Regions from separate parts of the Homo sapiens genome. Here region 2 is linked to region 1. The links are chromatin loops, found by intact Hi-C in ENCODE. Cell type or tissue: Caco-2. All regions are shown on one strand. Links, peaks and the distances in the headings refer to the core of each region. The heading gives the core; the rest is flanking DNA. Region 1 overlaps CDC42EP3 (CDC42 effector protein 3). Region 2 has its middle 26 kb from the start of LINC03063.

The links. Peaks named below come from ENCODE experiments on the same cell type or tissue, not always from the same donor. Only the 100,000 strongest peaks of a DNase experiment are listed, where the experiment ranks them.
Region 2: it touches region 1 in a loop (2.3-fold over the local background); 7 of 110 quality-filtered maps call a loop at or near these places.

The regions. Positions count from the first base shown.
Region 1 is chr2:37,630,685-37,646,606 of GRCh38, forward strand. It overlaps CDC42EP3 (CDC42 effector protein 3), which reads right to left. Exons shown (of 2, transcript NM_006449.5): 2 at 11,260-15,922. The coding sequence starts at 15,903. The coding sequence ends at 15,139. Among named protein-coding and RNA genes, the nearest start is that of CDC42EP3, 33 kb to the right of the region's middle. RefSeq lists enhancers at 3,158-3,357, 3,378-3,447, 4,980-5,209. In Caco-2, for the core only: no CTCF peak of the experiment used is centred there; a DNase peak (open chromatin) is centred at 7,523.
Region 2 is chr2:37,528,219-37,544,140 of GRCh38, forward strand. No RefSeq gene overlaps it. Among named protein-coding and RNA genes, the nearest start is that of LINC03063, 26 kb to the right of the region's middle. RefSeq lists an enhancer at 7,993-8,232. In Caco-2, for the core only: a CTCF peak has its summit at 8,156 (motif pointing left); a DNase peak (open chromatin) is centred at 7,873; H3K4me3 peaks cover 766 bases.

The sequences.
Region 1 (15,922 bases), core at 3,562-11,561:
CCTAGACACTATGAAAAAATCTTCCCTTGCACTGATTGAACAATAAGCAAATACAAAAATACCTGTTCTTTACCCATTATTCTAAATCTTCATTGATAAATCATGACTCAGATAGGCCTACGAATTTTGTAAAACATTAAATCAAATTCCTTATACAGACAGGGACTTGGCAGAAAATATTTTCCAGGGACACATACCATAAAGATGCCCTGCTTGGTATTACCTCATTTTCTTTTCTATGAAGTCACTCTTGCTTTCACTTGCAGTTTCTCCTGTCTTTCTTCACGTTGGTGCTTTCCCATGTTTTTTTTTTTTTTCTCGTTTAGGGTGTTCTTTCCTTCTTTTCAAAAATCACTTTATGCTTTGTAATATTTGTAGCCCTCAACTTCTTTCCAAGCAGGTAATTTTGCCTTTCTCTCTGTCTCTTTGGTCATCTGCCTGTCTTAGCCTTTCAGACATTCTCACACTGTAATACACACATGCACGTGCACACACACACTCTATACATATACACTATGCACATATCATATATACACACAACTGATAAACATTTTGTTTTAACGTACAAGCAGCATGTTTACACAGAATTTGTCCTTGGCTTTAGTAACTATACTCACCAAATAGAGGGCTACATATGTGATACAGGAGAGTCAGTCCAGGATTACTTGCTTTCATTCTCAATCTTGTCTGGATAATCAGGTTACAGTATGCTAAGGACATCAAGATGCCCAGAATGGCACAAGTGGAAATTCTTTTAGATGCCTTGTTGTGCGCTCTTGAGTGTCTGTGGTTAGAACTTGATTCTTTACTGGCCTATGGATCAAGTGTCCTGTGGTTTGTGACAGCTGCAGCATTGGATGAGATAACTGGGGGTGCCAGGCATAATTCATCCCCGTATGTCCACATTCTGACTATAGAAAGCTATTGACCTAAAATAACATTTTATATCATTTAAAAATATTTGGGTAGCCTAAGATCCATTTTTTTGTTTTGGATCAGGAGGTACTACATCCAATTTTTACATGTCGTACCTCTTTGTTTTCACAGATAATTTATATTTCTTTATCTCTGACACTATTTGGCTGTCCTAGAAATAGCTGATGACACCAATTAGGAGATACGCTCAGTCACTGATGACGTCCTATCCTATTATGTGTTCATGCACAGCAGGGCAGGGTATCTGAAATGCATTTGCTTTAGCACATTTAGATAATGTGTGGGAAAGGTGACAGGTTTTTATTTTCTTTTTTGCCAATTTGTACATTAGTGTCTCTTAAGTGGCAGATTAAAAATTTCTTAAAGCACTAACACTGATTAAAAATGTTTGTTTAGGCTTGTTCAGAACTCTTAAGTGCTTGCAGGAGCCAAATCACATTCTCGTCCTTTAAGCAAACAACATTTTAAAAGCCTATAATGGCTGTATCTTATTGAAGCAAATGATAATAACTTTCTATAGGGCTATTTTCTTTTATAAGGTAAATAACTAAAACTTGTAAATATGGAAAAATAATCCAGATCCATAGACATATTTGTAAGTATATATTTCTTAAAAATGTTTCAGTCCTATTAGTCTCTATCATTTTAATACACTGGCAAAATATATAGTACTTTGTTCTTTTCTCAAAACTCTTTTTCAGAATTTATGGCATTTCTTGTACCTGGTAAAGACTACTGATAAGCCATTTCTTGTGGACTAATAAAAAAAATTAGTTTTTGGTAAGCATTAATTTTAGTCTCTGCTTTTTATCTGTTTATTCATTCTTTCATCCTTCATTCAGCAATAGCTTCTGTGCTGGGCTGGGAGTCAGGTTGGAGGAATGTGCCCTCTCACCAGGAGGATGGACTTGATTGTATCACTGTGGGGGACCCACTGAATAGTGGGACCTCTGCAAAGTGCAGTGCAGCCCAAGAGGAGAGAACAACTGATTCTAACACAGGCTTCACAGAGAAGGTGACAGAGGTTTTAACGGGTTAGTAAAAAAGGAGTTCATGCAAAGACAGAAAGGCTGAAAAGACGGGTATTTGGGGAGTTCTGCAATGGTAAATGAGGGGGAAGCTAAATGTGTGTGGCTGGTGGCATAAGTAACGTGGGATGTGTAGATTGAGGCCAGAAGGCGAAGGGACTTGAGTGCCATTTTCAAGACTTTGTTTGGACTTTGTCTCCTAGCTATGGAGACCTCATAAGGACCTTTAGTCAGGGTGGTGACTTAAGAGTGGGCACTATTGGAATCAGAGGCTCTTACAATAACTGTGAGAGGGAATAAGGACTTAAGGCAAAGACCTTCTTTGTGATTATAGACAAATTTATTATGCAATACAATAGATAAAAAAGATTAATGCATAAGTCTTCATAGCCCCTCTTCCTCTTCTTCCCCATACCCCCCAGGAAAATTCTAGCAGAGCTATGGATTATGAATTGGATTTTCTTTGGAGTTCTTTAAGAGAAGAATATAAATATTCTAAATGCTTTAATTCTTCTTTGTTGCTACATCTTGATTTGTTTGTTTTTTCACTGTAACTGCACTGAGATCAGTCCCCATGGAGCTCTAGGTTATTAGGGCTACATAACATGTTTTTTTTTTAGGAGAGCCAGTATAATGTTGGGTGACCCAAAGGTTTATGCCTACTTGGGGGCAGTTTGAAGACCTACTAGTTAGTCACATCTACAAAGATAAGATAGGCAAGGTTTTAAAAACCCAAATCCTGTCTGGTTTCCTGCTACCACAGTAATTTCCTGAGGAATACTCCAGGATAAGAACATGCTGTTTATTACCAGCTAGGGCTTTGTCCTTGACACCTCACAAAAGTGCCTGTTCCAGGTCATGAACTTGGGTCAATCTGTGGGCAAGATGTAAGAACCCTTTGCCTCCTCTGAACTCGGAAGCAATTGAGATGACATCCATCTTTGGATGTTCTCTCCTGGACTCTACCTGGTTCCTGCTTGGTTTTCTAACAGAGGGAAAAAAGAGGATGCCGCTTTCCAACCATAAGGAGGCCTCCATCCAATCTTATCCTATCAGCTGCCAGGAAGGAAAAAGAGAGAAGTGATCTCTGTTCTAAGAAAGTTGCATTTTAAAGGAAGAAGTTCTGAATGAAGTGCCCCAATCAGGAGCAAGGATGCTTATCTTCTTTCCTCCTCTGATATGGTTTGACCGTGTCCCTACCCAAATCTTATCTTGAATTGTAGTTCCCATAATCCCCATGTGTCATGGGAGGGACCCAGTGGGAGGTAATCGAATCATGGTGGTGTTTACCTGCATGCTGTTCTCGTGATAGTAAGTTCTCATGAGATCTGATGGTTTTATAGGGGCTTTTCCCCTCCTTCTCTCTGCACTTCTTCTTGCTGCCACCATGTGAAGAAGGGTGTGTTTGCTTCCATTTCTGCCGTGATTCTCTTTCCTGAGGCCTCCCCAGCCCTGCAGAAGTGTGAGTCAATTAAACCTCTTTCCTGTATATTTAATCAACTATCTAGTCTCTGTTATGTTGCTCCATTAGCAGCATGAGAACAGACTAATACAGCTAACCCACTTTACCCTTAGCAGCATAGATTCAATTCCACCTTCTTTGTGGAATTGAATTCCTAATTCATATTAGGGTGTTGGGCAGAGTGAGTATTTGACTTTCATTTATTCATTGGATTTTACATCCAGGTTGTGCCACTAGCACAAACAGTTCATGGAGGGCCTTGTATACCTGTTTAGGAATTTGGGCTTTGTATGGTAAAGGAGAGTTTCTGAAGGTTGTTAATTAGGGACTTTATGGGTTTAGATGTTCAGTTAGAGAAGCTTAAAATATTTTTTAAAATATAGTATCTAAAAAATATTTTTAGAGCCCATCACTCAAAATTAAAAAGGAAAAACATTGGCAGGGGTCATTCTAAAGACAGTGAAATAGTTAGGAAGCTGTTGCTATATAATAGAAGCAAGGTATGATGAGGGCCTGAATGGAGTCAGTGGCAGTGGGATTGGAGAAAAGAGATTGGACATGAGAAATATTTAGGAGGCAAAAGAAGAGGGTTGTGTGGAAAAAGGAGTCACTTCCCGGGTTTTGTCCTGAGAAGCTGGCTGGATGGTATTGTCACTCACAAGCACAGGAGAAGGAGGATGGAAGCATATTTTTGTTGGTGGTGAACTTGATTTGAAATATGGTAAATTTGGGGTTCTGGCAGGCCAAACAAGCAGAGATGTCCAGGGCTCATCTGGATATTCAGGTCTGAAGCCCAGGAGTTGTATTTGGGCAGGAGATAGAGATGTGGGAGTCATCAGAAAATAGATGGCAGTTGAAGCTCTGAAACAAGACATCACCAAACAGAAGAATGAGAATGACCCTAGGGTGCGTGGTAGCAATGGGGTCAGTAGTCGAAGAAGAACCGGGAAGGATTCACAGTGGTGTAGTTGGTGGGAGAGAAGGAAAACCAGAGAGAAGGGAGTGAGAGGAGCAGCAGTGCCCTGGAGAGTCAAGTGCTGCAGAGAAGAGAAGAAAGGGAGGTAGGGTGGGGAACATCTGTGACTTTAGGAAGGTGGTTCATTGGTGACTGCTGAGCGCAGCTTCAGTGAACGGTGGCAGTAGATCTGGAGGAAAGTGACTCAGTGAATGTGAGGTGAGCAAATGGAGACATTGGTGTAAATGCCCCTTTCGAGGTTGTGGAAGTGGCTCACGTTTTTGAGGCAGGGCTGTGTTTGTTTTTCAGAGGTAGGGACTCGAGCATATTCTCTGCAGAAGCCCCCAGTCAGTGAGACTGGTAAAGACTGTTGTCATGTAGTCAGAGGCAGAGTCTCAGTTCTACTCCTTCTCTTATCTCTGTCACACTGAACACTTCTGCTCTTTCTTAAATCACCAGTTGGCTCCTGGGGCTCCCAGGCCTTTCTGGGTTTGCTCTGGGTTTATTCACCTCTTGTGTCAGTCTGTTCTCATACTGCTATGAAGCAATACCCGAGACTGGGTAATTTATAAAGGAAAGAGGTTGAATTGACTCATAGTTCTGCAGGACTGGGGTTGCCTCAGGAAACTTATGGTCATGGCAGAAGCGGAAGCAAACATGTCCTTCACGTGGCAGCAGGAGAGAGAAGTGCAAAGGGGGAAAACCCCTTATATAAAAACATCAGATCTTGTGAGAACTCACTATCATGAGAACAACATGAGGGTAACTGCCCCCATGATTCAATTATCTCCTGCTGGGTCCCTCCCATGACACGTGGGGATTACGGGAACTACAATTCAAGATGAGATTTGGCTGGGGATGTAGCCAAACCACATCACCCCTGTTAGAGGTGGAGGATTTGCTGTGCCCCACTCACTGCCACCCCCACTGCCACCAGGGCAGTCATGTCTCACATGGTGCGACATTTGGTATCCCCACTCCTTCACCCACTTGTGCCTTCAGAGAGGACTCGGAGCCCTCAGGAGAGCTACAGGGTAGTCCCGTAAATAGCCAGGGGCCAGTGAGATGATGTACTCTGAGGAGAGGCTTCCCACAATACAAACCTTAGGTGTCAAATGTGCTATGAGGACACTGAGGCATTGTACCCTCAGCACCTGTGGCAGGTAGGTGGGGCCCAGGCCAGCCACAACAGCCCTTTCATTTCCCCATGGTGCTGTCCCAATGTCATAATTTTCTTTGTCATGATATGGGAAGCACTGCCTGATGGGGCCCCACCTCCAGCACATTGGCTGTCTCTCTGTCACTTGGCTTCCTGAATGGTATTTAAACGCCCCCCGCATCACTGTTGGGTCTCAGCAAACTCTCTGGCCTCTTGTTCAATTTGCCCTCTGCATACTGGGAAGGCCTATTTAACTTTGCCTGGCATCTGTGTGGAAGAAACACTTCTTAGGCAAAGAGCTCCTGGAAGACAATCTCCCTAGCAACAATGAAGCATCCTCTCTACAGTCTTTTCTGCCTCTCTTTTGTTGTTATCTGGATGACAGGGATTGAATCTGGCCTCTGCCCATATCAAATGCTGTCTGGGGCTGGAAACAAGCCTCAAAACATGTTTTAAATATTTTATTTCCCCCCGTCTCCCCTAAGTCTGCCCACCATGCATACGCTTGATTAAAGTTATGCCCCAGTGATCAACTGTGAGTGACAGTGACCCTCCTAAAGGTAGTCTACTTAGCCTCTGGGCTCAGGCAACACACCTGTGTCTGATTAGACACTGTTACCCTGCTTGAACCTGTGCCACATGAAAGCAGCTTTCTCTTGTGCTCTGGTAGTGGGAGATGCTTTCTTGTAATGTTAATGCAGGGCTAGACTTTTCTCCTGCTGATCCTTTGCCTGGAATGTTCTCCTCTTCCTTGTCACCAGCCAGAGCACCACTAAATCAGTGTAAACTCCTTAAGGGAAGACTAAAGTCCTGGGAAGTGGGGTCATCCTGGCCTTATCTCCTTAAAGAACCTAACTCTTCAAGGGGGTCTTCCCTGTTAACCCTCTGTATTAGTTGGCTAGGGCTGCAGTTGCCAGTACCATGAACTGCGTGACTTAAACAACAGAAACTAATTGTCTCACAGTTTTGGAGATCAAGATCAAGGTGCCAGCAGGTTTGGTTTCTCCTGAGACCTCTTTCTTTGGCTTGCAGATGGCCACCTTCTTGTTGTGTCCTCCCATGGCCTTTCATCTGTGTGTGTGCATCCCTAATGTCTCTTCCCCTTTTTATAAGGACGTGAGTCCTATCCAATTAGGGTCCCACCCTTATGAGCTCATTCAGCCTTAATTACTTCTTCAAAGGCTTTAGCTCCAAATATAGTCACACTGAGGGTTAGGGCTTCAACATATGAATTTTAAGGGAACACAGTTCAGTCCACCTCATTATCCTTAACGTTTTCCATTTTTCTGTATTCTCTCCAGTGCTTGGGTATTGCATCAGTTTCCTATAATTGCTTTAGCAAATTACTAAAAACTTGGTGGCTATAAACAACAGAAATTTATTGTCTCACAGTTCTAGAGGCCAGAAGTCTGAAATCGGTGTCACTGGGCCGAAATCAAGCTGTCAGCAAGGCTGTACTCCCTCCAGAGGCTCTAGGGGGAAATCTGTCCCTTGCCTTTTTCACTTTTTGGTGGCTGGCAGCATTCCTTGATTTCTGGATGCATCAATCCATCCTCTGTGGTCACATTGTCTACTCCTCTTCTGGTCAAATTTCCCTTTGCCTCTCTCTTATAGGGACAATCGTGATTGCATTTAGGGTCCACCCAGATAATCCAGACTAATGCCCCATCTCAAGATCCTTAACTTAATCATATCTGTAAGGCCCCTTTTACCAAATAAGGTGACATTTATAAGTTCCAGACATTAGAATCTCCTATCTTGGGGGCCATTATTCCACCAGCCACAGGAGTATTGTTCATAATATATCATTTGATGTTTAAACAAATGATGTATCATTTGATGTTTAACAGCTGACCTACAAAAAGAGCCCTTGTTGCAAGGGCAGGAGACACAAAGATGTTTTTGCTGGGTGTGTTCAGACAAGATCACACCCTTCATACCATAATCTAGAGCCTTGGCTCTGTCCTCCCACATGACCTTCGCCTGAGGGGAGGGGCTGGGGACTAGGGAGCCAAGGAGTCTCCCTGGGGAGGTGAGGTTTCAGATGATCCAGGGGTTGGAAGAAGTTTCTCCCATGCATTTTTATCTCATGGCTGGTTAAGAGGGGTGGGCATCCCACTCCCGGAAGCCATTTCACTTTGAATACTTTGTTTACTTCTGGTTAGAAGAGTCTTCAGGAGTGTGGGCTCTGGTAAGAAGGTCCCATTTTCCCTGGACTTATACAACCAGGTCTGCTTCTTGTGTTTTGCTATCGTGACACTTTTACAATTTTTCCTCTCAGTTACCTAAGGTACCTGATGAATAGTCAACATGTTTGTGAAGTCCAGAGTGCCAGATGTATTGAAAATGAGCAATTTTAATCAACGGTGAACCTACCTCTTTATATTTTTTTTTTAAAAAGAGGGCGATTACTGAAGCTTCACAAATAGTGCTTTATTTAGTCATAGGAGCCATGATCTGGTACTAGGATGGGAGGACTTTATTGGCTGCTAATCTAAGATTGTGTTTGTCTGTTCTTCCTTCTTGCCATTTATGGTGGAAAAATCTTCCAGAGCACCACAGGTGTTTTGTTTCTTGCTTCTAGTCCCATCCCAATTTCATTTTCATGAAATGGGAGTCAGGTTTGGAAGATAATTACCAATTTCCTTTTCCTACTTTTAACAATGCCCCTGCTTACGGTACAAAGTTGTGTCTGAACATTACTGCTTATTCTGAAAAACTCAATATGTAATTTTTAATGTCGTTTCAAGCCTTTTGAAGTTTCATCTGTTTCTGGGGCATTGCTAATGGTTTACCTTACAACGCAGAAAGAACTTATAAAGGAGATGTCAGGAGAAAATAATAATCTCCTCAATGCAATCATGTCATTAAGATGCTACTGTTAAGAGTGGGGGATGAGGCAGAGGAAAGACCAGACAGTGACTTAGAAACATGAGCATTTGGCATCGAAGGCATTACTGTCTTGAAGCCTTCTGGCCTGTAGGGTGTATGGAAACATGTCAGTTATGGAGAGTTTTATATTAATCTCCTGTACCATCTAATTTGGTTGATTCAAAATTAGGTTTAATTACAAGTGATCTTCTGGCACTAGGGAGACCGGCCAACAATAACCTTCATTATCTCTTCTGGTGAAGGCCACATTTGCTCTCAGGTAAATCTCTCAGAAAAGCTCATCACTGCCCATTTTTCTTTGGTCCCAGGCAAAATTATGCATTACATGAACTCACTCTTCATGTTTTTCCTGGTCTCTCTTGCTACCTGGTCCCAGGCCAGTTGCTAGAGACTTGTGCTCCCACAGTGGGCATCTGATAAGTGAGTTCACTTTTCACTGTTGGTGGCTTGCAGATGTTGTTACTCCTGGAATTATTCTAAGGGGACTCCATGCCTAATAGAAAAAGCCTCACCTAAAAAGGAACCCATCTCCAAGGGTAGATTTTTCTAGCCCTGGGGCAGCTGAGTGTAGAAGAAATTGTTTTGAGCAGTACTGTTTTTCTAGGGTCACACAAGTTCTGCCTATTTCACTTGTAACAATGCTGCCCATGGGTATAAGGATGACATCCTTTGGAGTTTTAATGCACATTTCCTGGGACTTAAAGATGGGAATTTTCTATGGACACAGTACCTCAAAGGGTTTCTTTGTTGGGATTTTCGAGACCCAAATGTAATGAAAGAATCTTTTCACTACAGATGATCCTTGACTTATGATGGGGGTTACGTCCTGATAAGCCCATTGTAAGTTAAAAAATGTAAGTAGAAAATGTGTTTTCAATTAAGAACCATCCTAAGTCGGGAACCATCTGTACTTTTGTGGGTATTTGGGGTGCAAACGTTGGGGACCATGTGTTATGCTGATAATGACCATCTTGCTGATGTGCCTTGTAGGGTAAGGACTCACCCTGGGAGAGACTGTGAGTTTCCCTGAGGGGTGGACAGTCCACACGTCACCTCTGGGAAGAGGCAGGTCCTCGGAAGTCTGGGGCTTCTGCTCCTCTCTGAGCCTCAGTTCTATGAGTCTGGACTTCAAGGAGTTTGAGAGAACTTCCAGGGCTGTTTGTTTCTACTCAATTGAATTGTTTTTCCTACTTTGTAAGCCATAACTCCTGGCTCTCTTGGGTTCTAATGACCCAGGAGACTCTTCAATGACATTTGGATTCTGTTTCCTGGGGAGCTTTCTTCCTTAATCCTGGGGATACTCAAAGTGTAAGCCAGCCTGGGAAAAGATGGATTGAAAGGAGTTCCGAGGAGGGAGGATCACGAGTTCAGGAGATCAAGACCATCCTGGCTAACAAGGTGAAACCCTGTCTCTACTAAAAATACAAAAAAAATTAGCTGGGCGTGGTGGTGGGCACCTGTAGTCCCAGTTACTAGGGAGGCTGAGGCAGGAGAATGGCGTGAACCTGGGAGGCGGAGCTTGCAGTGAATCGAGATGGCGCCACTGCACTCCAGCCTGGGTGACAGAGGGAGATTCCGTCTCAAAAAAAAAAAAAAAAAAAAAGTTCCTGGGGCTGGGCACAGTGGCTCACGCCTGTAATCCCAGCACTTTGGGAGGCCAAGGTGAGTGGATCATTTGAGGTCAGGAGTTTGAGACCAGCCTGGCCAACATGGTGAAACCCTACCTCTACTAAATACAAAAATTAGCCAGGCATGGTGGTGAGCACCTGTAGTCCCAGCTACTTGGGAAGCTGAGGTAGGAGAATCAGTTGAAACCAGGAGGTGGAGGTTGCAGTGAGCCGAGATTGCGCTACTGCACTCCAGCTTGGGTGACAGTGAGACTCTGTCTCAAAGAAAAAGTTCCCGGGGATATAGCTGGTGGGACAACTGCCCAGTGTGTTCAGCCCAGGGACTGCAATACCAGCTTGCTTCATCTGGAGTTGTTTCAGGAGACACTTAGCCCCTCTCACTTCCTTCACCTTCGTAAATGACTTTCCCTGAGCACCTCACGTCAACCTCACTATTGAGGTGTCCCTACTCTGGCCTTCAGGTCTCTGAATGGGCACTATAGACTGGGCATGAGCTTTCACAAAATGCTGGCTAATTTTATATAAATATCTATCCTGGGAACCACCTGTTCAGCAGTCTGATTCTAGAATCTTCTTCTACTGGAGTCTTCTCAGGAGTGGATCCCAATCTTGCAGACCTAGAAGTGGGCATTTTTTACTCCAATCCCTGTTTCTGGACTGTTTTGAATAGAAGCACTACTAGGATGTGAGTGTATCCTTTGGTTAGCTCATCATATTCTTTCCCTTCCAAGAATGCCCCCTCTCCCTAAAATGATCTCAGCAGACCCTCAAGGTACCTTTTGGGTCCTTCTCTTCCACAAAACTGCCCCAGGTCTCTCCCTCCCCAGAACTCAAAGCTCTTTTTTCCCCCAGTGACCCTTTTGGCAATGAATCACGTGCATATTTTGTGACACACTCCAATAATCACTTCATGGTGAGCATAATACCCACTTCACTGACTCAGCTTTGCTCATTTTGATGTATGGCAGACATCTCTGTCTGCGTGATGAGTCTCTGGAATATTAACTCTATTCTGCACGATGGCTTTGCTTTGGGCAGATGTTTTTATCTATCACCCGTGTCGATCTGTTTTCCATGAGGGAAATTTGGCTGACCTTCAGAGGATGGATTACTGATCTCCCGGGAGCCAATGGAAGTGACATCATTAACGGATTTTTTTTTTTTAACAGCAAAAATGGAAGATAATTAAATGCAGCACAGTAGTTGTAAAACAGATTTCATTGTGTTATACATCACTTCATAAAGTAAGCATAGTTCCCATTCTTCCACATGATGCTTTTTGCAGCATTGTACCACAGAATAATGACTCCCTAATAACTCAGCTGAAAAATATTTAGATCTACTTGCTCTAAGAATAAGGTCAACATTAAACATTCTCAGATGAAAAGCTTGCTGGATGAAATAGTGCACCATCAGAATAAAGCATGCAATATATTTACAGTCAGATGAAACAAGTGTGTCCATAAATCAACCAAAAGACCATCTCCTCCTTTAGGAAATACATGTATTGCTTAGCCAGTACCAATAAGTTAACGTCGTGTGAATAATTTTGGGTATTCTGGCCTTCCTGAATCTCATACAGCCAAACCAACCAGAAGGCTTCCCCGCTGGGTTGATGGTGGCTTATCATTTGGCATCTGGAAACTTCTCTTATTTTGCTGGATATGGCTGTCTAGTGGGTGGCTTACTGACTTGCCTAAGAAAAAATAAGTCAATCATTCAGATTAATCTGGGAGGCTAATTCTAAAATCGGATTTTATGAGAATTGCTAGATTTGGGGCTAGGTTAACCTCATTTCCAAAAGAAAAACTCTTACTGGAGAGAAACCATCATGTTGGCTCATTCTATTGTGTTTATATATTTCACAGTAAAATGATTCAGTCTTGCCAGGTTCCATATTAGGAGGATTAGAACTACATCACTCAATATTTTCTTTTGTCTGTTCTAAAATATTTATCAAGTTAATTTATGGACTTATGGATTTTTTCCATTCCAGGACTTCATTTGCGGGGAGCCTTCAGAAAAAACAGGTCACTTGCAGTAATATAGAAGGACTAAACTGTGATTCTGGAGACCCGGGTTTCTCTTTGCTGTTCAACCAGTGTAGTCTTTTGTGTGTGCTGTTAACAGTGATTTCTGGCTCAGTGAAATGTGATAATGACTTCATATTTGTGAAGAGCTAAGTATCCTGATATTTTGATCTTTTCAAGCAGATAATTTCAGGCAGAAATGATATAGCTTGTCTTTTGTTAGGTCTCACTAGGGGAAAAAAATCGCTCACAAGAGCCTTGCCTACCTCAACAAGAAGTGTCTCTACTTATACAAATGGCATGGTTTCTTTTCTGGTTACTGGGTCACAGGTGGCTCGCCATTTGCTTTGAGTTTGCAAATAAAGTACATCTTGGGTTTCCTTATCTTTAAACAAGTAAAGATAAATTAGGTTAAAGTGGGAGAAGGTTCACAGGATGAGAACATCAATTCAGCTCACAGCAGGTATGGGTCTAAAGTGCCTCTCTGCAGGAAAGAAAGCCACCACCAGCAGTCCACCTGCTCTCAGGGGAAGGGACCAGGCATTGGAAAGGCTGCCTCGGGAGAAGTGACTCAACAAAATCATAAGCCGCATGTAGCTTTGTTTCCTCTTTCTAATACGGGCATATTTATTGCCATCTCAATTATACCTAATTCAATTAATGGAAGAAAATGTACATGAAAGAACTCCCAGAAACTAAAATGGCTAACTGTAGGCAGGATGTGTGATTAATATTTAGAATCTATCAAACCCAGTACTGGCAGGGCTGTTCTCTCCCCAGTACTTACCAGAGAGGGAGTAGAGCTAATGCACAGCCATACTCCTCCCCTTTTCATGAAATAGTTTCATCTTTACCTTGAGGTCACGCTACAGATGAAGAGTAAAATGAAAGACTGAATATGATCAATACTAATTAAAATGGGGGGGAGGTATTGAAAAGAGTCTAAAATTGGCTACAAATAATGAGATACATTGGACTCTTCGTCATTAACAAGATTTAGAATAGGCTGGGAAATTTCTCTTTGGAACTGTGAACTGTGACGGGTGTGGTCCAACAGAAAAAACACTGGAGAGTCATGGATAACGAAATACAACTGAGAAGTTACGGAAAGCACACAATGCCCTAGGGCAAGCTTGTCCAACCTGTGGCCCGCATGAAGTCCAACACAAATTTTTAAACTTTCTTAAAACAGTCTGAGATTTTTTTTTTTTTTTTTTTTTGCAATTTTCTATTTTTATTTTTTTAAGCTCATCAACTATGGTTAGTGTTAGTGTGTTTTACATGTGGCCCAAGAAAATTCTTCCAATGCGGTCCAGGGAAGCTAAAATATTGGACACCCCTGCCTAGGGGAACTTGTTTCGTCTACTTGGTTAGTTGTCCTAATTGCATTTTACCTGCAGTCCAAAGGTTATTTTAGATGATAGAACTGCAAGAACCCCAAACCCAAAGAAAGAATCGTTGAAGTGGTTGGGAGAGGAGGTCATTTCTGAGATACATTTCCAGGAGAAATACAAGTTTGAGAGAAGGAGCTGGTAGTTACTGTGTGCAAGTGTTTTTCTTTGATGGGGAAGGAGTAGTTGGCAAAGGGACAGGAATCTGTGTGTACATTTCCTGCTCCTGTTTCCTTAACCACCATCCTCAGGGCATCTCTGGCACCTTGGGGTCGGGTAAGTGCTCTCTACTGCCCTCGTTTTAGCTGCCTTTATCTCGTCTATATGGCACTTTCTGCGTGAAAAGACATTTGCCTTACAGGGATGAAACTGGACTTGCAAGAGTTTGCTGTAGAAGGTGTTCAAGTCAGGAAGATGCTCAGAAATGACCACTGAGAGGGTGGCATCAGTGCTGACTTAAAAAAAAAAAAAAAAATCTGACCTCACATGTTCATTTTTCCAAAAGTAGAGAGGCTCAGTTTCTAGCCTCTCAAACCATAAGGAAGTAATCAAAATGAGAGTAGATGGAAATCATCTCTTACCTTAAGGGCTCATGTACATTTCAGAGAAGCAATTTCTCTAGCTATACTTATTCTCTTATGGTCTTGTTTATTACTATAAACAAGCAAGTTCACTTTATCATTTACTTTTTATTGTGTTGCTTGAAGTACCTATGTAATGCAAGTATGTACTGTACTAAAATACCTATATTTCCAAATAACATATGTGGTGTAGCCCACAGTCTCTGCAGAAGCATCATGAGTAACCTGTGCCTTTACACTTTACAATCCGTTATTGGTTGCTGTTAAAAGTATGATAACAGATGAAGAAAAAAAAACTAAGTATGAATACACTTTTCCAAACACGCACATACACAGCTTACAATGGAATCCCAATGGAAATAAGTGACAACATCTGATGTAGAATCTATAAAATGTAGACTCTGCAATAAAAAGCCAAAGGCACGTAAAAATATATTTTAACTTTAAAAATAACTTAGTTACAGTAATACTTTGCCTGTGTCTTACCAACATGTAGCTGACAGTCAAAATTTTGCAATATAGATATAATATATAGGGATATATAAGAACTACAAGAAAATCCCCAAAACCCATAAAGTTCAAATGTGAAAACAGAAAAGTTTTAACACTGGAGAATTCGCTATGGTGAGCCTAAGCAATATATAGAAAAGAGTCTACAAAAAGGCTTAGGTGTTAAATAAATTTTGACTTCCTCTTGCTCAGAAAATGTCGGAGTGCTATAAAGTTCCGTGAAGTTCCTTAATGTGACTCGCTCAGCCCTTCATAGCTAGTGCCAATCCTGGCCAAGCCAGATTTCTTGTGTGTCTGCAAACAATATGTGAGCCGAACATCACCAATGCCTCCTGAAAATGGGCTCTGACTCACTTCCTTTTTTTGCCAAGATAGGTTTTGCTTTGTTGTTTTTTTCTAAATTGTTTTTGCAAACAGGGCATAACAGGTAAAAAAATACTTTGTAAGAATATTATTTTAGAAAACCCAACACAAAACTGCAAATACAGCTCCGGAAGCCCTTCTCTTCAACTGTGGTTAGTTTGTTTTTGTACCTTTTACCCCAAAGGAAAAAAGTTGGCATCTTGTTACTTATTTTTATCCATTACATTCAGCACCTCATCCAAAAGTGAGGGCCCAAGATCAAGCTGCAGGGAGAGGAGGGAACCTGTAAGGTCAGAGAGGGACTCCTCTGACTTAGTCTTTCCCTTGATGAGCTCGCATGGGGTGGGATGGTCAAACATGTCCTCGGCTGGCCAGTCGGGGTACTGTTCGGACAGGCTGGAGGAGTGGCTGTCTCTGCCTTGGCTGGACTGAGATGCAGAACCGCTGGAGCCCCACGAGGTGTCTCCCTGGTGGACTGTCCCATTCTCCAACAGACTGCTTTTCTCCTGAGCTTTTTCCTCCATGACGGGCTCGCAGCTAAGCCTGGGCAGCTTTGCTGGCCCGAAGGACTCCTGTTTGGAATTAAATGTCACTGGTGACAATAAGGGCAACATGAGAGCTTGGGATCCTCCAATGGTCGGGAGGGAGATGGCATTTTTGAGCACCGGGGAGGGCGTTTCTGTGAACACAGAGTCCGAGGTGCTGTTGGCCCGGAAGAACTCATTATGCCCAGGGAACTGGCCCAGGTGTGCTTTCTCCTGGTTTCCAGGTAAAAGCTCGTAGTTCCCTTGAAGAAAGGAAATATCTCCAAAGACATCGTGCTGGCCCTCTTTGCCAATGTGGATGGTGTGGCGAAAGTCTCCAAGCGGGGGACTGATCATATCAGGAGACAGAATGTCCCTCAGTTTAAATTTCTTTCCTTTCTTGTTATTGGCTGCTTTCAGGTAAATTGGGGTCTTGGCTGGCATTTTGGAATTTGAGAATGTC
Region 2 (15,922 bases), core at 5,050-13,049, 100 kb before region 1:
TTCATTTTAGAGTAGGTTCTAGATTATAGTGGTCCTCAAATCTTGCTGTGTGTAAGAATGTGCTTAACTCTAGAAAGTAATAATTGCATCATAGGCATTTATTTTTTTAAACTTAAAAGCCTAGAATTTTCCTAGGAAGAAAATAGGAGACATTTCAGGGTAATTTGGTGTGGGTGTATATACTCTCAACAGAAAACCAGTGTTTGTGAATATCATGCCTCAGCACCGTCACTTTAAAAACCTGTCCAGATGTCACTATAAACTTGGAAATGCACAGTTCTGAGTTTTCATGTTTGAAATGTAAAATGTAAACTTTGGTCAATATCCAGGCTTGTTTTCTACTATTCTAATAATGAGAGAATTAATGGCAAGGCCTGTACTTTCAGGAAAGGATAGAACTACAGGTTAACAACTAGAAAGTCTTGATATCTTTAGCCCAAAGTTTACTTTTGAATGAAAGTCTTTACACTGACTGGTTGTGTTTGGTTTATTTAGTTAGCTTTATATGGTGTGTGTATGTTAGGTTGAGGGGTTGTTAACCACCTCCTTAATGGTCTGCTTTTACTCCATGTGTCTCCTGTCACAGGTAATGGAAAACAAGTAGAATAGGTGACCTCTTAATTTTGAATTTTTTCATGAGAAGTGTTTGCAGAGTTATTACCTCAGTTTATAACCTACCTGGTCATTATTTTATTTTTATCTGGTTTGTTCTAAGAACTGCCTCCAATGTTTATATATTCATGCTTAAACACACTGAGAGTGAGACACCATAAAAGTTGGTCAAATTTTTGCAGAGTCCTTATTTTATGTGTTTTATGCACCTCTACTTTAGGTAATTATAGGGATTGCATTTACAGAGTCTGGTATAATACCATGAAAACAGGCTTATTTCAAACACTAGCTATGTCAGTTGGAAAGCCAGCATCATTTGCCTTGAAAAAGCTTTTTGACAACACATAGGCATTCTTTTAAAACCACACCGAGGCATTTTGTTTCAGATACTTATGTTGTGTTTTGCGTTTCTGAAATCTAGCACCTCTGCGTATTTGAAAATAATGGGACATCTTTTATTGGATTTTGGAAAATTGTTTCCCATGGGATTCCAACCTCACTACCAAATGAGTAAAAGCTTGGTTAAGGACTCTTCCATATATTCTCCTCCTTTAGAAGAGATCAGATGGTGATGAGAAGTACAGAACGGACTATTTTAAAATTGGACTGAAGGAGAAAAAAACAAGTTTGTTAGTTTCATTCCCCATTCTAGTTATTAGAACCAAGTTAAACACCCACAATCTTAAAGAAAATCCTTGAAGGTTTTAATTAAATATTTTACACATTTAAAGTCTTGTAATGGTACTTTAAGTGTCACTGTAGCATGTGAAAGGCTTTGTATAGACAGGTAAAATTTCCATTTCTGAGTGATGAAATGTGATATCACCCCTTCAACTTTAACTTGAAGTTAAAACTGTCAGATTTTTTTTTTTTTTATAATTTAAGGAAGGTAAAGTTAGGGGACTAGAAGACTTCTAAATTGTCTTCTACAGAGCCAAGGATTTAAATGTAACTAGTTTGTTGTGATTTTACAGTTAAAATTATATTTGTGTGTATATATAACTTATCTGTAAAGTGTAATAAATACATTTGCAATTAAAAAAAAAAGAATGTGCTTAAAATGCAGATGTTTGCACTCACCCCTGGAGAACAGATTTAGTGAGTTCAGGGCTGGGGGTAGAAAACTGCTTTTAAATAAGCTTCCCAAGTGATCTCTGAGCAAGTCATTCTTGGATTACACCTTGAGAAGCACTGTCTTAGAAAAACCACCCCATTAGCTGGAAGCCTCTGATGGGACTGCAGAGACCCATGGCAGGGTTTTAGAAGCTCCCTGGCACAAGCTTTCAGAGGACAAGCAGCTGCTTTAGTTTTCCATCCCTCATTAATAGAATCTGGAGCCTACAGTAGCTGGCATGCAATTTAGAACTATTTTAAACAAAAGAAAACAAATGATGTGCAGCTGGAAACTGCTACCTTGCAACATAAATTCTGCTGCAATTTGTTTTCAATTTCTTGCAGATGTGGCACAGCAATGTGATTGCACTTTCTAAAGTCCATAGTGCTAGAGTGGCGACCTACAAGAATCTGACAAGGCCAACCTGCTCTGGGGAATATGTGACCACATAATTTTTTTCTTAAAGTTATGAACATGTAAATATTCAACATGACCAAAGCTGAGTGTTTCAGCATTTTATTTCAGTAGATCCTTTATATTTCTCTGACTGTAGGACAAAATCATCCCTGAATAGACTATGTGTTTTTATTTCTCTTCATAGGCAATATTATAGCCACCGTGTTGTATTAAAATTACACGACAGCAGCTTTACCTTTCTGACACTTGTTTGCTATATAGTGACACATGCATGTGCAGAAATCTGCAGAGAATGGCTGTGGCTGATTTGTAAAGCCTTTGGAGCCTCCAATCTTTGCCTTTGCTTTACCTGTGGAGCTGCTGAATACACCCCTGTGGACATATTTATGGAGTGTTTCCTCAAAATTCATAGACTACATCATAATTCCTTGGGTGGTGGTATGGATTGAATATTTGTGTCCCTCCAAAATTCATGCTGAAACCTAATCCCCATTGTGGTGGTAATAAAAGGTGGGTCTTAGAAGGTGATTAGGTCATGAGGGCTCTGCCCTCATGGATGGGATCAATACCCTTATAAAAGAGGATTGAGGAGGCCTGCTTGCCCCTTCTGTCATGTGAGGACACATATAAGTTGCCATCTATGAGAAATGGGCTTCACTAGACATTACATTTGCTGATAACTTGATTTTGGACTCGCCAGCCTTCAGACCTGTGAGCAATAAATTTCTATTGTTTTTCAATTGCCTAAAGTATTTTGTTACAGCAACCTGAACGAACTAAGGCAGGCTGTGTTTATTTGTAGTGCAGCTTTCTGAGCTTCAAAATGCAGACATTTTGTTTCAGGCCTAGAGTAGGGTTAAAGAATGAGCATGTTGGCTGGGCATGGTGGCTCATGTCTGTAATCCCAGCACTTTGGGAGGCCGAGGTGGGTGGATCACCTGAGGTCAGGAGTTCGAGACCAGTCTGAACATTATGGTGAAACCCTGTCCCTACTTAAAAAAAAAAAAAAATACAACAATTAGCCGGGCATGGTGGTGTGCACCTGTAGTCCCAGCTACCGGGGAGGCTGAGACAGCAGAATTGCTTGACCTGGGAAGCAGAGGTTGCAGTGAGCTGAGATTGTGCCACTGCACTCCAGCCTGGGCAACAGAGTGAGACTCTGTCTCCAAAAAAAAAAAAAAAAAAAAAAAAATTAGCTTGTTAAACAATGCCCATAGATGATTCTGAGACAAATAGTCCACGGATCCCAGTTTGAGTTGACGACTGGATTAGCACAATAGGAAAATGGAAAGATGTAGGAATTGTAGTCTCTGCAATTGACACACACAAACAGAGGCAAGAAGGCAATGACATTCATTACATGCAAGTGATCGAAGAACCCCTAATAATGGCTAACATTCACCGGATGCATGCATTAACTGATTTAATCCTTAGAGCTAGGTTCTGTTACTATCTCCATTTATAATGAAGGCATTGAGGCAGAGAGATGTTAATTATCTTGCATAGAATCACAGAGCTATTAAGTAACAGGGTTACATTTATTTAGGCAGGTCTGCCCCCAAAGTACTTATTCTAACTCTGACACCATACAGCTTCCAGCTAGTGTGCTTTGCTTTCAAAATCCAGATGTGTCAAGTATATACATTGGTGCTTGTTTAGTGTATGTGTGTATATGTATTATGATAATTCATGTGGCAAAAGCATTTTCTCAGAGTTTTCCTTTAAAAAATGCATTATTTTTTAATCCAGAGAATCAATTTATAACAATGCATTTGTATTTTAACAAGCAAACATATGCTATAGTAAATTCCAGCCAGGTACTATACTTAAGCACTGGGAATATAGAGATAAAGACCCGTGGGGAGCTTACAGTGTAATGGGAAAGAGAGAGCTGATCACAGTCCAGGACAATAGACTGGGCAGTCTACAGTTTGGTATTGGTGACTAGTATGGTGGAGAGCAGCTCAGCTTTAGCAGAAGTGCAGGGCAGTGGCTGGAGGTGTGTGGGGGGAAGGGGTCACGAAGCCCAACCACGACTGGACTCAGATTAAAATGATTTAGGGGACTTCACGGAAGAAGTAAGACCCATGGGGCCTTTGAAGAATATATTAGAGAGTCCATGAAAATCGAAGTGGCTGCCATGTGCTCTATCCTCCTTGGATGGCACTTAGATTTCCATACAGCCTTTCCACGCTTCATGCCACGTGACTTTGTAACCCTGGCCACAACTGCCTAGACCAGGGATTACTGCCAAACTCAAGGGCAACTGTTTAGAAAGAAGGTGAAAATCAATCCATTTGTTTGGGGAGTATGAGTGGAAGATGTACCTTGGAAGCAATAGCCAACTGTGTTTGAGGCAGCAAGATGTTAAGGGCACTGCTGTCCCAAGCATGATCCATGAGTCTGGGCCAAACTAGGAACTGTTTGTTACAGGTATTTGAAAAGGCAAGTACTGAAACAGAAATGAAGAGTTTAGAAATTTTTGTAGTGATTGAGCATTGTCAGAACATCCAAGCACATGGCTAATAGCTATATTAGGGATCTGTTGACGCAAAAGAATTTATCCCAAAACGTAGTGGCTTTAAACAACAATGAACTTATGATTTCACACAATCTCTGTAGTTCAGGAATTCAGGATCTGCTTAGTTGGTTGTTTCTGGCTAAGGATCTCTTCTGAGATTTCAGTCAAGTCGCTGGCTGGGACTGCAGCCATCTGAAGGGTAGGTTGAGGTGAGGGGCTGGGGCAGAGGGGATGTTCACTTTCAAGGTGACTCATTCAGATGCCAGATGGTGGGAGACCTCAGTGCTTTTCTACATAGACCCTTCCATTAAGGTGCATGAGTATTCTCACAATATGATGGCTGACTTTTCCAGAGTGAGTAATGTGAGACAGAGAGAGAGAGAGAGAGAGAGAGAGAGAGAGAGAGAGAGAGAGAGAGAGAACAAGAAAGAGGCTAGAGTGCTTTTTTTTTTTTTTTTTCCTGAGACGGAGTCTCGCTCTGTCGCCCAGGCTGGAGTGCAGTGGCGCAATCTCAGCTCACTGCAAACTCCGCCTCCCGGGTTCATGCCATTCTCCTGCCTCACTAGCCTCAGAAGTCATGCACAGTGGCTTCTGTCATATTCCATTTGTTAGAAGCAAGGAACTAAGTGCAGTCGCCACTCAAGGGGAAGGAAGTTTGTCTCCACCTTTTGAAGAGAGGAGTGTCAAAAAAATTGTGGACATATTTTAATGCCAACACAAAATATTTGTTTTGTTGAGCAAGGTCTAGACAAATTCGTGTGTTGTGGAACTTGCACAATGAGACACGTGGTGTGACTATGAAGTAGTCATGGGCATATGGACCACTTATTACTCTACAAAAGTTGAGAAAATTTAAGAAGTGGTCCCTAAAAAAACAAAAACAAATGAAAAAAAGAGAAGTGTCCTTCATCAGGGAGTGGTTTAGAAGCACTAGCCTTGAATCCTTAAGCCATAGTCTCCTACATTTTTACTCCGAAACCAAAAGAATTTTGAAAATCTACGCACCCTCCCTTACACATTTTAAAGTTAACATCAGAAAAATTGTACTATAAGTTGAAAACATATTAAAGAATATATTTCTGATATATAACAAATACTGACATTTGAAAGCAAATGATTACACTTCTCTTTTAAATGTCTTCAGTGGAATCTAAGTAACACAATTATTTGATATTCATTATCTCCAGTTAAAAACACATGAATAAGCCTTTTTAACTTTTGGTAATTGTATCTTTTTTCTCTTTAACTTAGTTTTCCACTTCACCCAGAAAATATTATCTTATTAAAAACTATTTTTTACTGAAAACCTTTTCCCCATAACCCTATCATAGTTCTCTGCCAGAAAAATATGTATATAAATTGAAATCATAGGATTACTTTTATTTTCTGTAGTTGAAAGCTCTCCATGTTAAAATTTTGGTCTGAATTCAGTTATAACAAGTATTATTAGTATACAATTGATCAAAATACTATGAACATAAATACTGATAAATAACTACTAAAGAAAAAGCAAAGTTTTATTGGAATTGCATATGTAAATGAGATGAGTAGTGCTTTTACTCTTTTTAGCTTGTGACTTCATTGGATGAAAATGACTTACTGCCAGAGTTTAGCATTAATTTTGTACCTATTTTTCATTTTTATGAATGTCTGTGCTAAGAAATCTTGTTCTTATAAACAGGTAGGTGTTAATATAAGTTTTCTTATTGTAATATCATCCAAATCTTTTGACTGCTTCTGGCTTATATAACCAAAATTGCATAAGGATACATCCCCATGTAGCTATAAAATTAAAAATTGTTTTTAATGATCTAGTAGCCGATAACTCAGGTTTAATTTTGTTGAAAGCAAAAAATTTAAAACAACCCTGTCTATCAAAGGGATGTGTTATGCAGTCAGTAGAATTATTCATTTTTTGGTTTCTGGGAAAATATTAAAAAATCATGCTTATCCTTGAAGTCTTCATCTAGTATGAAATGACTATTAATTTTATCTGGTACTCTTAAAGGCATTCCTTTTAATCCAATATGTTTAGAAAGTGTTGGAAAATAGAAATATTGTTCATTTCAATACAATTTTACCAATATAGTATTTTTTCAAATGCTTTTGACTTCTCACATGTTTTAGAAATATAGAATGAAAACATTTAGTTTATTCAATTTATGAAACACATCTTCCATTTGCCCTAATTGCCAAAGGTAGTTCCCTTTGTTAAATAAATTAACCAATTTGGACTTACTTTATGTTATAAAAAGTTATATTTCATTTTTATTACAATACAGTGATAAATTTATTGTATTTCATATTTTATAAAGTATACCAAACAATAAATTATATATTTATCATGTAGATGACAAATATCATGTCAAGATTAAACTGCTGTAGGTCACTATAGTTTCTATCTTATAAGAAAAAGATAAATCAATATTCTGTTTCACGTTAATTTATTATAAAGCAAGATAATGTTTAGCCAAATTTATTACATTTTTAAGGAAGTAATAAATATGATAGAAAGCAGGAAATTCCTTCTGTGTATGGATATGTATTGAAGCTTTTTCTCATTATATTTTTAATTCCCTCTTATTTTTTAAAATATTAAAACCATATTTATATGTTGTATTATAATTCTACTAGGTAATGAATTTGCATATCTCATCCTGTTTTATTTTTCTCTGACTCTTACTCATGGTGTCTTACTTCTATTTCTGTTTTGTGATTTTTTATTGTAAGCTCATATTGGCTGTAATTCTATCAGTGGGAAATTTTTGAGGCTGGATTTGGGCATACATTCTTCTAGGAAGGATTTTTGTTGCTTCTGCAAGGTACCTATGGGCATTAAATCTGAGTCCATTTTAAATTAGGCATTAAAGCATGGTCCATCTTAAATTGTACGTCTCTATTTTTAATTTTCAGAATTATTGCAAATAGTATAGATCTAACATGTATATGAAGGCTGGCTTGTGTCCATGTATTCACTGGGGACAAAAAAAAAAAAAAACAAAACCGGCCGGGCGCGGTGGCTCACGTCTGTAATCCCAGCACTTTGGGAAGCCGAGGCGGGCGGATCACGAGGTCAGGAGATCGAGACTATCCTTGCTAACGTTGTGAAACCCCGTCTCTACTAAAAATACAAAAAATTAGCCGGGCGCAGTGGCAGGTGCCTGTAGTCGCATCTACTCCGGAGGCTGAGGCAGGAGAATGGCGTGAATCCGGGAGGCGGAGCTTGCAGTGAGCCGAGATTGCACCACTGCACTCCGGCACAGGCGACAGAGCGAGACTCCGTCTCAAAAACAAAACAAAACAAAACTCCCCTCACCTCCAGGTCCTAGGCAATATTCCTTATTGTCTGCTTGTGCATGAAGGGGTCTTCCACCTTGTTCCACCTTTCTCTGAAGGCATATTTCTTCCTGGGTCTCACTTTTTGTATATAGTAATCTTACTTATGGCGCCTCTTCCTGCCCTGTTTGAAGGCTGTTTTTTTTTTTCAGCGCCCTCTACAGGCCAAAGACCTAATTCCTCTGGATTCATACACCTACCCAGACTGCCCATAGTTTCAATTCTCAATTGTCTATCTGGTCTGTTGTTCCTGATCTTAGTGAATTTTCCTTTCATTCTTACAGATTTGTGTAACAATTTGGAATAAACTTTAAAAAATTATTTTATAGAAAATATATATTATCTAGCACCCTTGTATGTCAGGATCCCTACTATGCTGTATTGCCAGAACCAGAAATCTTAGATGTAAATTTTGTCCATGTTTAGACAGTAGCAAGTGTTACCATGAATAGTTTGACTAGTGGATTTTATTTTGCATTTTTAGATTTTTATGTACAACTTTCCTCAATAGCCTGGTTAAAATATCCTTAGGAAGAAAATAGAAAAAAGATTCCTGGAAGTACAAAATGATGCGTTGAAAACTTTCTGATTTGGACTTAGGCCAATTATTTTAGTCCTAACTTCCTGTCTGCAGTGAATGGTCCAGGGATGGGGATGTGATTTAAGCAGGCCAAGCCGAGTCCTTCTGTGGGATTTTAGAAAGAACACTAGGAAAGAGAAAAATATTCTCCTTTTCTTGCATCTTGAACTGCAAGGATGGGCTTTTCAATCTGCAGGTGATTGCATCCTTTGAAAGCCTGTTTGCATAGCAGACAATGAAGCTGAGCAGAGAAAAACAAGATGAGAGACAGATGGAGTAGGAGACCTGAGAAGATGGCTTGAGTCCATGAATTCTGGTGTTCCCTAGGCCACATTTGCCCCCATCCTTCCCAGGTATGTGAATCAATAACAACTTCCTCCATTTATTTGTTTATAATTTTTTTTCGCTTAAGCTGTTTTGAATTGAATTTCTGTGACTTGTAATAAAAAAGCCCTAACCAGTAGAGCTCACAGTCAAAATATAGAAAGGGGCATCTGCCTGTAGTCCCAGCTACTTGGGAGGCTGAGGTGGGAGGATTGGCTGAGTTTGGGAGGTCGAGGCTGCAGTGAGCTACGATTGCACTACTGCACTCCAGCCTGAGCGACAGAGTGAGACCCTGTCTTTATAAAAATCACCAAAAAGAAAAAAAAAAAAGAGAACCAGATAGAGTGATATGCAGTGGTGGGTTAAGTGCTAACAGAGGTATTGGGAAAGGCCTGTGGAAACAACTAGCCAGACGAGAGATTGGGGCTGATGATACCATTTGATATAGTCTTGAAAGAAGACTCAGAGAGCTCCATACAGAATGCGAAGGCAGACTCTGAAGGCAGAGAAAACAATTGAGACAAAGGACTCAAAATGTAGAATGGTATGATATATAAAAGATAGCACTGGTGGAGCATGGAATATTTAGTATTTAGATTAGTTGAAAAATCAGAACTTTTGATATCAAACAATTGCTATTAGGAGAACCCAAAGTTGTCCTGAAGTATAAAGAGTTTTCTCCACTCTGCTTCACGTTCTTTAAGCGGAGTATTTTTGGCAGTAAAACAACTATGCTGAGTTGGTGCTAGGAGCTGTACAGATGCTGTTTCAAACTGTAGGTGTTCGGGGCCTCGTTTAAGAGTATCTTGGAACACAATAGATATCTAGTTAATTTCAAGAATTGTACAGGGGAAAATGAATTATCATGGAGCCACTTGGAATTGGTCCTCATCAGCCTTAGTATTTTCCTATATTCTCCTTGAAATATCAAAGCAAAACAAGATGTGGCTTTATAACTGGTTGATTGAGAAATCGCCCCTCAATGGAATATAAATACAAAATGATTTTGTTCTGGCACTGACTTCATCCATACTCCACTGAATTTCTTTTCCCATCATTTGATGATATCTTAGGCAAATTCTGTAACTTTCCAGTTATATTTTGTAAAAGCTCCAATCTCAGTCCTGTGAAAGTCTCCCCTCGCTGCCTCCTCCCAGTGCAGGCTTTGCCCATGGTTCCTAGGGCTGGCCTGGGTATGGGGCCATGCTCTGCTCACTCCCTCCTCGTGGCATTCCAGCATTGGCCCAATCTCTGTCAGGGCCACCTCCTCTGCCTTCCTCTTCTAGGCTACAATAGCTCAGCTCTTATGTGAAGAGGGAAGACTACAATAAAAGGGAAAATGTTGTTTTTCTTTTCCCCTGGATAGTGTGGATACCATCTTTTCTCTGGTGGTTTTGCTTTTTATAAGTGGAACTTGTTCCAAAGCTGGTTTTCCGTGGAGATCATGGCTGGGGCCCCCACAATCACAATTTCTTGAGAGGGGGATTCAGCTTTTGCTTGAGCTTTTAAGTCTTCCTCAGCCCACTTGGTTGTATTCCCCAAAGCCTCTTTGGTGTCTCTTTGCCTCTCTGAAGTCCTTGAGAAGAAGGGGTGAGGGAGGCTTGGTATTGGACGCTTATATTTGGTAACTCTAGAATGGGGGACTCTTGTTTTCAGTTATGAGTTCCAGTCTCCAGTTTTAGCACAACACAACAAAAAGTCCAGCTAAACATACTTTCAACTGTTTTATTTCAGAGCATATTGTCCTTGGGTTATGTGAATGGGATTCTCCAATTCAACTGGGTTGTTGTTGTCAGTTCTGGTGCCGTGTTTTAAAGGCGATATTAAAAAGGTCTAATCCCCCAACCCAATAAAATTAGAGAAACTAGTTAGGGTTGCTAGATAAACTAATGATAAGATTAGAAGCTTCATCATGGATGACACATTTAGTAAAGTATTGAATATGCTTAGCCTGGAGAATGAAAGATTCAAATGTATGATGCATTTTTAGGTAGCATAAGGATTAGAATTTGTTTCCTGGTGTTACGGTTTGGCTGTGTCCCCACCCAAATCTTATCTTTAATTATAGCTCCCATAATTCCCAGATGTCATGGGAGGGACTCGGTGGGAGGTAATTGGATCATGGGGGTGGGTTTTCCCCATGCTGTTCTCCTGATAGGGAATAACTGTCCCAATAACTGATGGTTTTATAAAAGGGCAGCTCCCCTGCACACGCTCTCTTGCTGGCCACCGTGTAAGACATGACTTTGCTCCTCACTTGCCTTCTGCCATGATTGTGAGACCTCCCCAGTCATGTGGAACTGTGAGTCAATTAAACCTCTTTCCTTTATAAATTACCCAGTGTCGGATATGTCTTCATTAGCAGTGCGAGAACAGACTAATACACCTGGGAAGTTACAGGACATTAATTTTGTTCTATGTAAGAATTTCTAAAAATCAGAGCTTTCTAAAATGAACAATCTCAGGAGGTAGTGAGCTTTCTATTATTATATTAAGCATTATCTAAATACCACTTGACAGGGATGTTGTCGAGGAGTTTCAATGATAGGATGGATTGTAAATCATGAGTTGAACTTTAAATATCTTTTTCAATCTTTTTGTTCTTTTACTCCAGAGAATAACACAGAATAGCTAACTACTTTAGGCCATACTTACAATTTGGAAGGTTGGTGGGATCAACACTGATTAAAGTTCTGATTCTCAGCTTATTATGGAGTCTCACTCTGTCGCCAGGCTGGAGTGCAGTGGCATGATCTCGGCTCGCTGCAACCTCCACCTCCTGGGTTCAAGTGATTCTCTTGCCTCAGCCTCCTGAGTAGCTGGGATTACAGGTGCTTGCCACCACATCCAGCTAATTTTTGTATTTTTAGTAGAGACGAGGTTTCACCATGTTGGCCAGGATGGTCTCGATCTCTTGACCTCGTGATCTGCCTGCCTCAGACTCCCAAAGTGCTGGGGTTACAGGTGTGACCCACCATGCCCAGCCGATTCTCAGCTTTTTATCTTTTCAGTTAAGAAAAAACAATATTTGCTGTTTTTCTTATTTGGTAAAAAGCCTTACAATATTTTGATTAGCTAGAATGTATATGTATTTATTTTTAATAGGCAATACTTTTTTTTCAGGAAGTACGCTCACTTAGGTCTACTTTTTAGAGCATCATTTTACTAACATCAAGGCATTCTGGAAACTAGTTCATAGTCAAAAGTTTTTATTGGACAAAGCCTCAAAACCAAGGTAATTTGATGGTTTCAGGAAGAACACTGAGAATTATTTTTCTTCCAATATATACTATTGGTATTTCAATACTAATTCTTATGAAGCAGAGTATGATTAATATTCCATTTGGATTTTTTGAACCTGAAAAGTTATTTCAAAGGTTAATTGGAATAACCAACTAGAGACAATAAACAAACTTTTTGAAAATGGAGAGTTTATAGCCCTATTTATTTTATTAAAATTCTCTAATAATTAAAACAGTATAAGGCCAGTATAAAGTAAATTGAAAGATGGACAGGAAAGAATAGCTAGCTCCCTTTTGTCTGTTATGCAAAAGAGCTGAATATATTCTTAAGGAAACATCACAAATCATAAAGGCGAAGAGGACTTATTTGTAAATGCTACTTGCATACACCTACTACATTGCTAAAAATACAAGAAAGTAGAAAAAAAAGATTCAGATCTGCATTTCATACCATGTCTCAAAATACAGCCTATGTGAATTCATTATTACTTTAAAAACTGTAACAAATCTAGACTAGAATATTTTAAATCTGAGGATTAGGACAGCTTTTAAATTAAAAAGTCATAGAAGAGATAACATAGGAAAAGAAAAATGTTTTCATTATGTAGAAATATAAAACATAAACAGCTTATGCAATTAAGAGGAAAAACTGGTAAAAATAATTGGCAATATGTGTGACAAATAAGTGCTTAATTTCTTTACCAAATAGAGGTCATTTAAATTCATAAGAAAAATTGCTAAAACTAACTAGACAGAAGGCATAAACACACAATTTGCAAAAGAGAAAAATCAAATGGCAAATAAACATGGAAAAATGTTCAGCCTCATTAAGTGATAAGAATTAAAATGAGGTATAATTTTACCTTCCAAATTATCAAAGATTTAATCATTTTGAAGACTAATGATACCGATGAGAGAGAAAGCAGAGGAAAGCAGTTTGGTAATATTTGTCAGGAGCTTTAAAATGTCAGTATCCGTTGGCCCTGTAATTTGATTTCCAGAAATTATCCTGAGAAAATAATACAAAGCAAGCAAATGTTTTGCATTTTTTGCAGAATATTGGCAATCATAAAAAAATTACAAACGACTAAGAAATTAGGCAATAGTTGAATAAATTATAGCATCTCTACATCAAGGAATATTATGCCAATACGATTCTTTCTGTGAGCAGTTTTTAATAATATGGGAAAATGCTTATATTGTAAGGCTAAGCAAAAGGATAATATTATGTAAGTATTTGCAATATGCTTTACAAAAAAGACTAGAGGGAGAGTCATCAAAATATTATCAAAAAATTGTCGTCAGTGCCAGAGACAATATCGCTCTACTTTGGACCATGTTGGATAAACCCAGCCAAATCCTTATTCTCTGGCTCTGTTTTCTCTCGACACCATGTGGCTTGCCACCCTTCTGTTAACTCATAATTTCCTCCATCAGATGATAATAAATTTAATTTGATCGCCTCTTTCTTTCCATTAGTGATATCAGCAGGTAACCTTGATTATGTGTGAGACATTTTGGCTTCTTAATCAGTTTTGAGACTCTCTTTAGATTTTTTTAAAAAAACACATTTGCAAACTTTATTTGGATGAAGTTCTTCAGCAGATTACATTTTATTTTTAAGTTGGTTCTACTAGCTTTAGTTTTACAGACTATCACCCTCTCGATTGTTCCCCAAATTCTGGGGTTGTATTTATTTGGAGAAAATATATTGCTTTGTGCTGACTACACCACCTGTTATCTCTTGTTCCCCCTACTCACCCACACAAGCTTGATTTTTCCTTGTATTGGCTATCATGTTGAATTTGGCTATTTGGAGGGCTACAAGTGTGGGAGGAAATTTTCAAGCAATATGACCTAGTTTAGAAATCTGACTTTCCAATCAGAAAGGCAGGTGGGAAGATACCCTTGCTGTTTGCTCATGACATGCCATGGAATACATCACTTATCTTTTCCAAGACATTTCCTCTCCTAAGTGACATAGGTAGGGATCATGGATACATAAGACCTGCCTCTATTTCCCTGATCCTAATAGGAAAGAGGTTAGTTTGGCATGTCTTTTTCTTCGGAAACTCTTGCTGATTTCTGGCACTGTGTCCTTTCTGAGTGCTCATAAACTTCTGTTTATGGATCCTGTTTACTAACATTTACCAGGTTAGTTACTAAGATGCAATAGTACTTTTTCCTTGTTTTTGAAAGTCAGGACATCTGCTCATCTTCGCTTTGTTCTTCATGTCTTACTCTTCAGGATTTCTCAGGGTTATCAAAATCACACCTGAGTGTTATTTTAGCCTACTGAAATGGAATTAACCTGGGTGTAGAAAACTGATTCCATTTAGCATGATTAGGTGCTTCCTTTCAAATTTACCTTGCATCTAGGTCTTCAGTTCCCTACTAATTATGTTTGTTCGCTCTGTCAGATGGAAGATCATTCTTGATGGAAAAGATAAAGCCAAAGTGAATGAAGTAATTGTCTTCTTACGTAATCTGTTTACATTAAAATATATTCTCTAGTAGATTGAAGACCTATTATGTTCTTCTTAATCTAAACATAGTTTGACGTTTTCTAGAACTCTTAGCTACTTAATGCTTCTCAGAGATTTGTGACAACTTTTTTCTGTGACCTTAGACAATTTACTTAACCTTGATTTTCTTATCTTTAAGAAGGAAATAATAATAGTGTTTTACATAATCAAGTGATTATGAAGAATGAATGAGTCAATATTTGTGAAAGGCTTTGAGAGTAAGCACCACCTATTTGTTAAATGATTATTCTTAAAAAAATAATATCTGTGTTCCTTAGAGAACCCTTGTCTCCATTTTGTATATACCATCTCTTATGTTCAGTCATTATAATTATCATAATGGAATGATCAGAATTTATTTCTTCATTAGTGAATGCTATAGAGTAGCCTCAGGTGTTTATGAAGCACATAAAATGTATTTAATCGTTTGGTGCATTCCTCAGTAAACTCTTTAAATTGTTTAATCACTTTAATTGTAGCTCACTAAATCCTCAATGGTGTTTATGAATTATAACTTTTGAAAATGTTTTTATAATCTTCATTTGGTCTGGCTTTTGAATACATTGTCTTAAAATTTTTTTTTTAAATAAGTGATACCATTCTCATTCTTAGAGAAAACAATAATGTTTAGTATAAGGCTTTTAAAAATCTTCCCCACTGATATATATTTGAATTGTAACAGAATGATTTCACTTTTATTCCCTAGGTTGTATATGATTTATAGCCCTTATTTACAAAGTGATTAGTAAGTTTATGTGCTAGAAAGTTCTGATTTTTTCTGATTAAGTAATATCAATCAATTTCAACTTTTATGTGAAGCATATTTCTTGTCTGACTTTCAGAAACTGTTTATGTGTTCCAAACTTTCATTCTTCTATGCTAGTTTTCCAACCCTGATTAAATAACTTTATTTAATAACCAGCTTTGGTCCCTTTATTATCAACTTAGAAAAATAAGCTAAAATGTATATATTTAGCATTTATATATTTATAATGTAATACCTACATGTCTAAATACAGAAATACACATTTTGTCTCTTTTTCCTTTACAGGATATGTAAAACTCAATGCTTGTTCTATAGAAGAATGCATAAAATTTTTAGTGATTTAGAAAATGTATGTTTTCTTGAAGCCCTTCAGGTAGAATTTGGCCAAATAAAGAATAGAGTATCACATAAACTACTTAGGAAATGAATCATTCGGCTCTATAAAAGTAAGGGAGATATGTCTAATTCTAGTCAGGATGATGACA